3 separate regions of the Homo sapiens genome follow, and all the other regions are linked to region 1. A link is a contact called in ENCODE Hi-C data. All regions are on one chromosome and are shown on one strand. Each heading gives the region's core, a stretch centred on a gene start or an enhancer-like site at or near the end of the contact. The rest is flanking DNA. Distances are from core to core; before and after follow the strand shown. Region 1 holds the start of CDIN1 (CDAN1 interacting nuclease 1). Region 2 holds the start of AVEN (apoptosis and caspase activation inhibitor). Region 3 holds the start of PGBD4 (piggyBac transposable element derived 4).

What was found. Hi-C counts contacts between places; a loop is a spot of excess contacts on that map. Pooled maps may share reads with other maps.
Region 2: a map of naive thymus-derived CD4-positive, alpha-beta T cell shows a loop between it and region 1 (31-fold over the local background). The contact joins the promoter of AVEN here to the promoter of CDIN1 in region 1. A Hi-C loop is called at or near these places in 1 of 168 maps with a recorded cell type or tissue (naive thymus-derived CD4-positive, alpha-beta T cell), 1 of 37 single-sample maps with no recorded cell type and 8 of 50 pooled maps.
Region 3: a map of CD8-positive, alpha-beta T cell shows a loop between it and region 1 (26-fold over the local background). The contact joins the promoter of PGBD4 here to the promoter of CDIN1 in region 1. A Hi-C loop is called at or near these places in 1 of 168 maps with a recorded cell type or tissue (CD8-positive, alpha-beta T cell), 1 of 37 single-sample maps with no recorded cell type and 10 of 50 pooled maps.

Annotation. Positions count from the first base shown.
Region 1 is chr15:36,578,324-36,581,016 of GRCh38, forward strand. CDIN1 (CDAN1 interacting nuclease 1) reads left to right here and starts at 1,303. Exons shown (of 11, transcript NM_001321759.2): 1 at 1,303-1,638. The coding sequence starts at 1,538. RefSeq lists an enhancer at 1,422-1,541.
Region 2 is chr15:34,037,896-34,040,588 of GRCh38, forward strand. It overlaps AVEN (apoptosis and caspase activation inhibitor), which reads right to left and starts at 1,309. Exons shown (of 6, transcript NM_020371.3): 1 at 885-1,309. The coding sequence starts at 1,151. All of the region lies in intron 1 of CHRM5 (cholinergic receptor muscarinic 5), which reads left to right. RefSeq lists silencers at 282-341, 692-751, 842-1,051, 1,232-1,401.
Region 3 is chr15:34,100,732-34,103,424 of GRCh38, forward strand. It overlaps PGBD4 (piggyBac transposable element derived 4), which reads left to right and starts at 1,352. Exons shown (of 1, transcript NM_152595.5): 1 at 1,352-2,693. The coding sequence starts at 1,801. EMC7 (ER membrane protein complex subunit 7) reads right to left here and starts at 1,131. Exons shown (of 5, transcript NM_020154.3): 1 at 873-1,131. The coding sequence starts at 1,108. RefSeq lists enhancers at 275-1,132, 742-1,441, 1,472-1,561.

The sequences.
Region 1 (2,693 bases), core at 53-2,552:
CCTCCATGAATTAAATCAGTTTTACAGACAAAAGAAATGAGGCTTCGATGGATTAAGGAATTTATTCAAGGAGGTATATCTAAAACTTCCAACCCAGGCATTATTCCAGATGAAAAATTTTAAACCACTTACAGGTTCTCTAAAGTCTAAGCACCTTTGCTTTAGTTTGCTTAAATTGTTGAAATCAGAAGAGAAACACAACACATGACCTTCTAAGAACCAAACAGATTTTAGAAAAGAGATTAAATGAGGGACTGATATCCCAACAAATTGCTTTAGGAGAACTGAGATCCATTCACAATACATATAGAAAATAAAAAAAGATTGGCTCATTACTCCAAACATTTATTGAGCGCCTACTATTTTCTGAGAACTGGGGTTACAATAAGATGCGATTTTAGACCTTGAGCAGCTAACTGCAAGGAGTGAAAGTGACTTTTTTTTTTTTTTTTGAGACGGAGTCTCGCTGTCGCCCAGGCTGGAGTGCAGTGGCGCGATCTTGGCTCACTGCAAGCTCTGCCTCTCGGGTTCACGCCATTCTCCTGCCTCAGCCTCCTGAGTAGCTGGGACTACAGGCGCCCGCCACCACGCCCGGCTAATTTTTTGTATTTTTAGTAGAGACGGGGTTTCACCGTGTTAGCCAGGATGGTCTCGATCTCCTGACCTCGTGATCCGCCCGCCTCGGCCTCCGAAAGTGCTGGGATTACAGGCGTCAGCCACCGCGCCCGGCCAAAAGTGACATTCTTTACTGCCGGCTGTTTGATGACGTCGGATTTGTTTCAAGTCTGTTTCTCAACAAGGACAAAACTGCCTTCCACGCGATGTACAGAAGTTGTAGGGCTTCCTCAACACAAGCCAAATTATGTTTACAGCGACCCTAGTGAGTTTTCCTGCTCGGACCATGACAGACTTGGTAGAGTGAAGACATGGTTTCTCGGCAGGCCAGTCCACGCTCCGAGGAGCGCTCAAACTGGCGCGTTAGGAAGTGTATTCAAATCGCGCGCTCTGGCAGGGGCTTTCGGGGGCTCACGCTGAAGGATCGCGGGGCACTCGTGAGACCTGCCGCCTGGTCTGTGCGTCAGGCCGCCCTGGCTTCTAGTAATTGGGAGAGTACAAAGCATCCCTTGTTGACCCTTTGATCCTAGGTGGGCGATGCCCTGGATTCCTACCTGCCTACTGAAACTCTGGCGCGGCGCCTTTCCAAGGGCGGCCGCTACTTCCTGGTTGGTTTGCCCTTAACTGACATGGCGGCTAGTTGCCTTCGGCGCACCACTGCGGCTGCTCAGTAAGCCAAGCTAGGGCACTCTGGTGTACAGCCAGTCCCCGCCGCGGAGGTGCCGGTGGAGCCTGGGACCGGGCGAGTCTCCGCCCCGCTTTTGCAGCTAGGGGTGTGTTTCAGGGGGGATTGGGGCAAGCCAAGCAGGCGAGGACCCGGGCCTGTGCCGCTTTGCCTACCCCTCATCCCTCGGCACCAAGGCTACTTGAGCCCCAGGGTGTTTTTTCCTTGTTCCCGCCACCTCCTGGTCCCTGGCCCAACATGATACTGACCAAAGCTCAGTACGACGAGATAGCCCAGTGCCTAGTGTCTGTGCCGCCTACCAGGCAGAGCCTGAGGAAGCTGAAGCAGAGGTTTCCCAGGTAAGTGTCCATCTCTCCCCTCTCACAGCCCTTTGCCTGCAGCAGCAGTGCCTGGGCCGCCCAGGCAGCGCTTAGGAACCACGTGTCACACATGAGTGGGGAGGAACACCAGTGTCAGGCGTTAGGAGGTCGAGGTTGGCGAAAAAAGGTTTATTCTTTCACTCGCCTTCCACACAAAACTCTTAACGGTGAGTTCATGGCAGCCTTCCAAGGCCTTGCAATTAAATTCAAGTCAACAGATATTTATGGAAAACGTGGTACGTGCTAGGTGATGGGTGAACATAGTAGGTGCTTCATAAATGACCAGAGGTTAATTGACAGATAGTAGGAATGAATGATGGGTGGGAATATGAATTGTAGATTCGAAAGGAGCAAATGGAGGACCCTTTTCAATTGGCCGTTGGAAACAAACAAGGGAGCATAGAGGTAAAGCGGCTTCATACTGTTTGACTGTGGCTTGTACTGTTAACTGTGGAATTAAGTGACCTCAAGGGTTCTCAATCCAATCAGAGAGCAGGGTACCCAGGGATTCCACTCTTGGGTCATTGGCCATTTGAACAACCAGATCTAAAGTTTCTCCATATATGTTATGCATACACACATTCCGGGTGTATTTCATACTTCCTCCCCCAAACACTTCTTTTTTCAGCGATTTTAGAATTATCCAACTTTCTAAGAAAGGACTTTGGGAATTATGTAGATTTCTCATTTTAATGAAGTGGAAACTGAGACCCCAACATTACATGAGGAACCAGTTGAGGACAACCAGGTCACTGTATTTATGTTGTGTTAAAAGCAGAGAATGTTTGTTTACTTTTTTCCTAATGAAAAACCAAATCCAAACCTGTACCATTTTGTTTTGTGGCACTGAGCATGGTTATTCCTAATGGAGAGCTTCCCCATCCTTGACGTATTCAGTCCCTGAACAAACACGACAGAAGTAATTTCTTGAGAAAAGAAAGGTAATTGGATAATAGGTATCAAAGTACAAATTGAAGCATAAGTTTAAGTTCTGTTATGACTTTGCTTTTTGAAGGACTTGGTTTTCCTAGTCT
Region 2 (2,693 bases), core at 59-2,558, 2.5 Mb before region 1:
CAGTGTGCATAAGAATGCAGAATATAAAGATGGTCTTGTCCTACAGATGTTAAGGTAACAGAACAACTCATAAAAAGACAGTCCTCTAACTCCTTTAGCTGAGATATGGTTAGCTTTGCCCCCATATATATCATCCCCTGCTCCAATCTCCAAAAACTTCCTTCTATGAATGTGTCAATAAGACTGATGATATTGCTATTAAAACTCAGAACTTGACTGCTCATTTATAAATTGAAAATTCAAAACGACAAAGCCCAGTGCTCGCTGATTTCTACACATACAGGCATAATAAAAGAGAACTACGCTATTACAAAGAACTATGCATCTGGTCCCGCCCCCAAATACTAGAGTCCAGTCGTAGGGGTCATTCTTTCACTCAACAAACTTTTTATTATGCGCCTACTGTGTACTAGGCATTGCACAGACAGTTAACAAAACAGACCAAAAAATCCTTTCCCTCCTAATAACAGGAGCGTGCCCGTAAAGGCTGCCGAGGGACCACGTCGTGGCCGCGCCTCCGTCCCATAGTGGTACTCGTACAGACAGCCCAGCCGGCCCACGGGCCGCCGAGACTTGCAGCCCTGACACACGGCCTTGGCCTCTGGGTTCCTAACCCGGACCCTGGGGCAGGCTGGGAAGCCCTCCTACCCCCACTGTCTCGCGCCAGCCCGGCCAGGAGGCCACGAGGGCCAAGCGCATACCCAGGCGCGCCCCCGCCACCAGGCGCGCCCCCGCGCCACCATCCGCCCGTCCCGCGCAGGCGCCGGCGCCGCCGCCCGTCTGGCGCGCGCCTGGCACGCTCTCTTGCGGCTCTTGACTGGCGGCCTCGGCCCCACTTGCCCCAGTTACACGCGGTCCCAGCCCCACCAGCCGTCGCCTCTTACCGGCGCGCTGGCCCCTGCGCCCCAGCCTCCCGGCTCCCGGCGGCTGCCTCGCGGGGCGCCTCCTCCTCCTCGGCCTCCGCGAGCGCCGCGGAAGCCCCGGCCACGGCCACGGCCCCGGCGTCCGCCTCCGTCCCCGCCGCCGCCTCCGCCGCCGCCTCTGGCTACCGCCGCTGCGGCTCCGGGCCGCTCGCTGTGGCGATCTCCGCCAGGCCGGCCGCGGCCTGGCCGCCGCCCACGGCCTCCCCGAGCTCCTCGCTCCGCCTGCATCTGGCCGCCGCTGGCGGTGCTGAGCGCGCGGGAGCCGAGCTGCGGCGGAGACGCCCTGGCCCCACCGGAAGCGGGCCGCACGGAGGAGCCGCGAGCGAAAGGCGCCCGGTAGCAGCGAGGCGCGGGGTGCGGGGCTAGGGATCGAGGCCGGCCGCAGCGGAGCGGGGCGGGGCGGGGCGGCCGGCGTCCCGCAGGTGGGGCCGGAACCGGGACCGCGGGAAGGCCGGACCGCTGGGAGCTGGAAGTGGTGGGGGTCTGCAGCGGGGCGGGGGGATTCTCAAGGCATCAGAGATAGGTTGGGGGAGAGACCGTGCTAAGTGCAAGGACGAGTCATAAAATAAAATTTGTATGATGTGAACTCTCGGAAAAAAAAAGTTTAAACGTATGTATTTGCATAAGAAAAGGTCTAAACAAATACATACTAAAATGTTAGTGGTTAACTGCTGAGATTTGAAGTGAGTTAATTTTTTTTCCTCCGTTTAATCTAATTTTCAGCAACGAATGTGTATCATTTTAAAACTATACCGAAGTCAGGGTTCAGGAGGTGTGGATGTAAAGACAAGAGTTTGTGTCTGGTGAGAGGTGGACTGCAGCACGTGGGAGAGAGAACAGTGCGAAACTGGGAGATGGCTAGAAAGGGCGTCAAAGTCCTCAGCAGAATTTCTGTAGAAATGACTACTACAGCTGACATTTATTGAGCACATGAGTATTTCATTCTCATAACAGCTCTATGAGGTAGGGATGACTGTCATCCTTATTCTGCAGTGAGGTAACAGCCTTGGAAAGGTTAAAAAAAACTTGACTAAAGTGAATAACTAGGTAGTGGTGGAACTGGCATTCTAAGGCGGTCTCACTCCAGTCCCTTCTTTCAACCAAGGAGAAAACAGGAAGGGGAACAGTTGGTTACACAGATGCATGAAAGCAGTTTTTAACTTGGGACTGAAACCACCTGAAAATAATGAAAGCAAGGGCTAAAATGTCAGCCTAGCAGAATAAGTGTTTTCTTCCCCCTCAGTACTTTCTGGTTCTTTCCTATATCCATACATAGTTAATACTTTTCATTGCTTCTAATTGCCTACTCTGCATCAGGCACAGTGCTATGTCCTGAAATTAAAAACAAAAACAAAAAAAAAACCTTGCCCCTGCCCTCAAGTAGCTCACTGCCCACAAGGAAGATAATCTAGTCGTGTGAATAGATGATTACAGTACCGTGTTGCTGAGTGCAGTGAGAGATTCAAGATCAAGGTCCAAAGAAGAAAAGTTAAATTATATTTAAACGGGTTACCCAAGGCTTCATGAGAAATAGACCCCTGAGCTAAAGCCTAATGGTTGAGTAGGAGTTTGCCTGGTTGGTAAATGGGAGTAGGGGCGCCTTCCAGACAGGGGGAACTATTGAAGGATTGTCAACTCCAGAGAAACAGTCTTAAAAATAGTAACACTTGTAGAGCACTTATATGCACCAAACACTATTCTACATACTTCTCATATCACTTCATTTGGGACTAATAGCTGGCCTACGAGGTAAGCTAGTGTTGTCTCCAT
Region 3 (2,693 bases), core at 102-2,601, 2.5 Mb before region 1:
TGTACGAACCCACCAAAGGAAATACTTCCTAATTATTTGCTTTCAGTTTACAGTTTCACCTCCAAGTAAGGGTGGAAAGATTTAAAACAACATACGCGTGCCTAGACATTTCAAAAGCAGGCTGCTGCAAAACTAGTGCTAACAAATTCATCCTGTCTTTTAATATAGACAGAAAACCCACTTCCACTAATAGCATGAAAGGACAGAAGCAAGAAAGCAATGTAGAGGAACCCTAGTCTCACATAAATGACAAGTGTGATATAGCAAATCTCTCGATGAATTCAACTGTAAAAAAGAACAACGATCCCACCCCCAAGCAAAAAAAAAAAGAAAAAAAAAGTGCTTTGATTAGGGATTTCAGAGCCTATTAATTTTAGAAGCAGTAACATTAGCCTCCCAGTCTATGTCGTCACTAGAAGCCCTTTGGGTTTTGAGAATTCCCACTTGTGTCGCATCTTTCTACATAATAACAAGCTACCAAAAGACTGAAGTGAATGCAAAAAACGACTAGGTTCTAGGGAAACCAGATGAGATATAAAAGAATCCAACAAGAGACTAATAAGGGTCCACCTGTCCCCAGGGCCCAGGAATGATCGTCCCCACATGGGGCCAAAATAAGGTTGGAAATAACTGACTCCATGCTCTGACCATGGCAGGGGGTGAGCGCCTGCCATGCTCATTCCAGAGGTACAGGACCAGGAAAGGGAAAGCATCCGACTGCCTCCCAAGGTCTCCCGGCATAGACCGTTAGCGGCACCCTCCCCTTCAGTCTGAGACAGCGACGTTGTCCCGTCCTGACACTTAACTCTCCTGGTGGGGTCCCTGTCCGGCCTCCATCCCAGCCTTTTTCCCGCTGCCCTCAGGATGCTCACTTAAGGAAACCGACGTGCTCTTCTCCGTCTACCAGCACTCGGGCCGCCGAGATCCAGTCCTGAGGCTTCACCCCTGGAACAACTGCACGCCCCTCAATCTTGAAGCGATCTCCTATGCCGACCCCACTCCCTCCCGATCCCTCAGCAGCAGCCCCGGGCACCTCCGAGCTCTGGACATCCCCCGATAGCAGCAGCAGCAGCAGGACGGGAAAGAAGCCCCACAGAGCGGCCGCCATGACAGCAGCTCTGCACTCAGACCGGCAGCCCCGGAAGCCCTCCCAGTCTCCCGGCCGCCACCGCCGCCGCTGGCGGCTTGATGTTGTCATCACTGCGCGCCCGTTTCTGTCATAAGCTGTGGGATCCAACCAGAGGGAAGAGATCATGGCCGATCGACTAGCGAGGCGGAAGTAAGGCGGAAGTACTGCCCTTAACTCCCGGCACTCTGGATTGGAAGACGGCGCACAGAGCCTGTGTCAAGTGCCTATGAAGGGGACTGCCCATGAAGTGAAAGTCAAGTGTGTGTTGCTGCGGCAGCCACGGAGGCCAAGGACCTCACGGGAGTAAAAGATGACGAGACTGGCTTCGGGAGAAACACCATCCAGAAGAGACCTTTCAAAAAACTTCTAGAGACTCCCCAAGACGTATGAGATGAAAGGCTTCTTCTGTCTGTGTGCGTTTAACTCATTTCTCCTTAGCCCCGAGATTACGCGCTGCTGTGCCTGCGACTGCAGCGTTTACGCCGAGATAACTCGTGGATTACAGTGCCAACCTTACTCCCAAAGTTTGCCACGAAATATCTCGCTTCTGTTATTTTCGCATGGTTCTGGTATATTGACTTTTGAAACAAAAGACATCATTCTGTTTATAGCATTCTGTTTTTAGTAGTGGGATTTCCATCTACAAAATATAGTAATTCTCGATCGCTGAAATGTCAAATCCTAGAAAACGTAGCATTCCTATGCGTGATAGTAATACCGGTCTCGAACAGTTGTTGGCTGAAGATTCATTTGATGAATCTGATTTTTCGGAAATAGATGATTCTGATAATTTTTCGGATAGTGCTTTAGAAGCCGATAAGATCAGGCCTCTGTCCCATTTAGAATCTGATGGAAAGAGCTCTACATCAAGTGACTCAGGGCGCTCCATGAAATGGTCAGCTCGTGCTATGATTCCACGTCAAAGGTATGACTTTACCGGCACACCTGGCAGAAAAGTCGATGTCAGTGATATCACTGACCCATTGCAGTATTTTGAACTGTTCTTTACTGAGGAATTAGTTTCAAAAATTACTAGAGAAACAAATGCCCAAGCTGCCTTGTTGGCTTCAAAGCCACCGGGTCCGAAAGGATTTTCGCGAATGGATAAATGGAAAGACACTGACAATGACGAGCTCAAAGTCTTTTTTGCAGTAATGTTACTGCAAGGTATTGTGCAGAAACCTGAGCTGGAGATGTTTTGGTCAACAAGGCCTCTTTTGGATACACCTTATCTCAGGCAAATTATGACTGGTGAAAGATTTTTACTTTTGTTTCGGTGCCTGCATTTTGTCAACAATTCTTCTATATCTGCTGGTCAATCAAAGGCCCAGATTTCATTGCAGAAGATCAAACCTGTGTTCGACTTTCTTGTAAATAAATTTTCCACTGTATATACTCCAAACAGAAACATTGCAGTTGATGAATCACTGATGCTGTTCAAGGGGCCATTAGCTATGAAGCAGTACCTCCCGACAAAACGAGTACGATTTGGTCTGAAGCTATATGTACTTTGTGAAAGTCAGTCTGGTTATGTGTGGAATGCGCTTGTTCACACAGGGCCTGG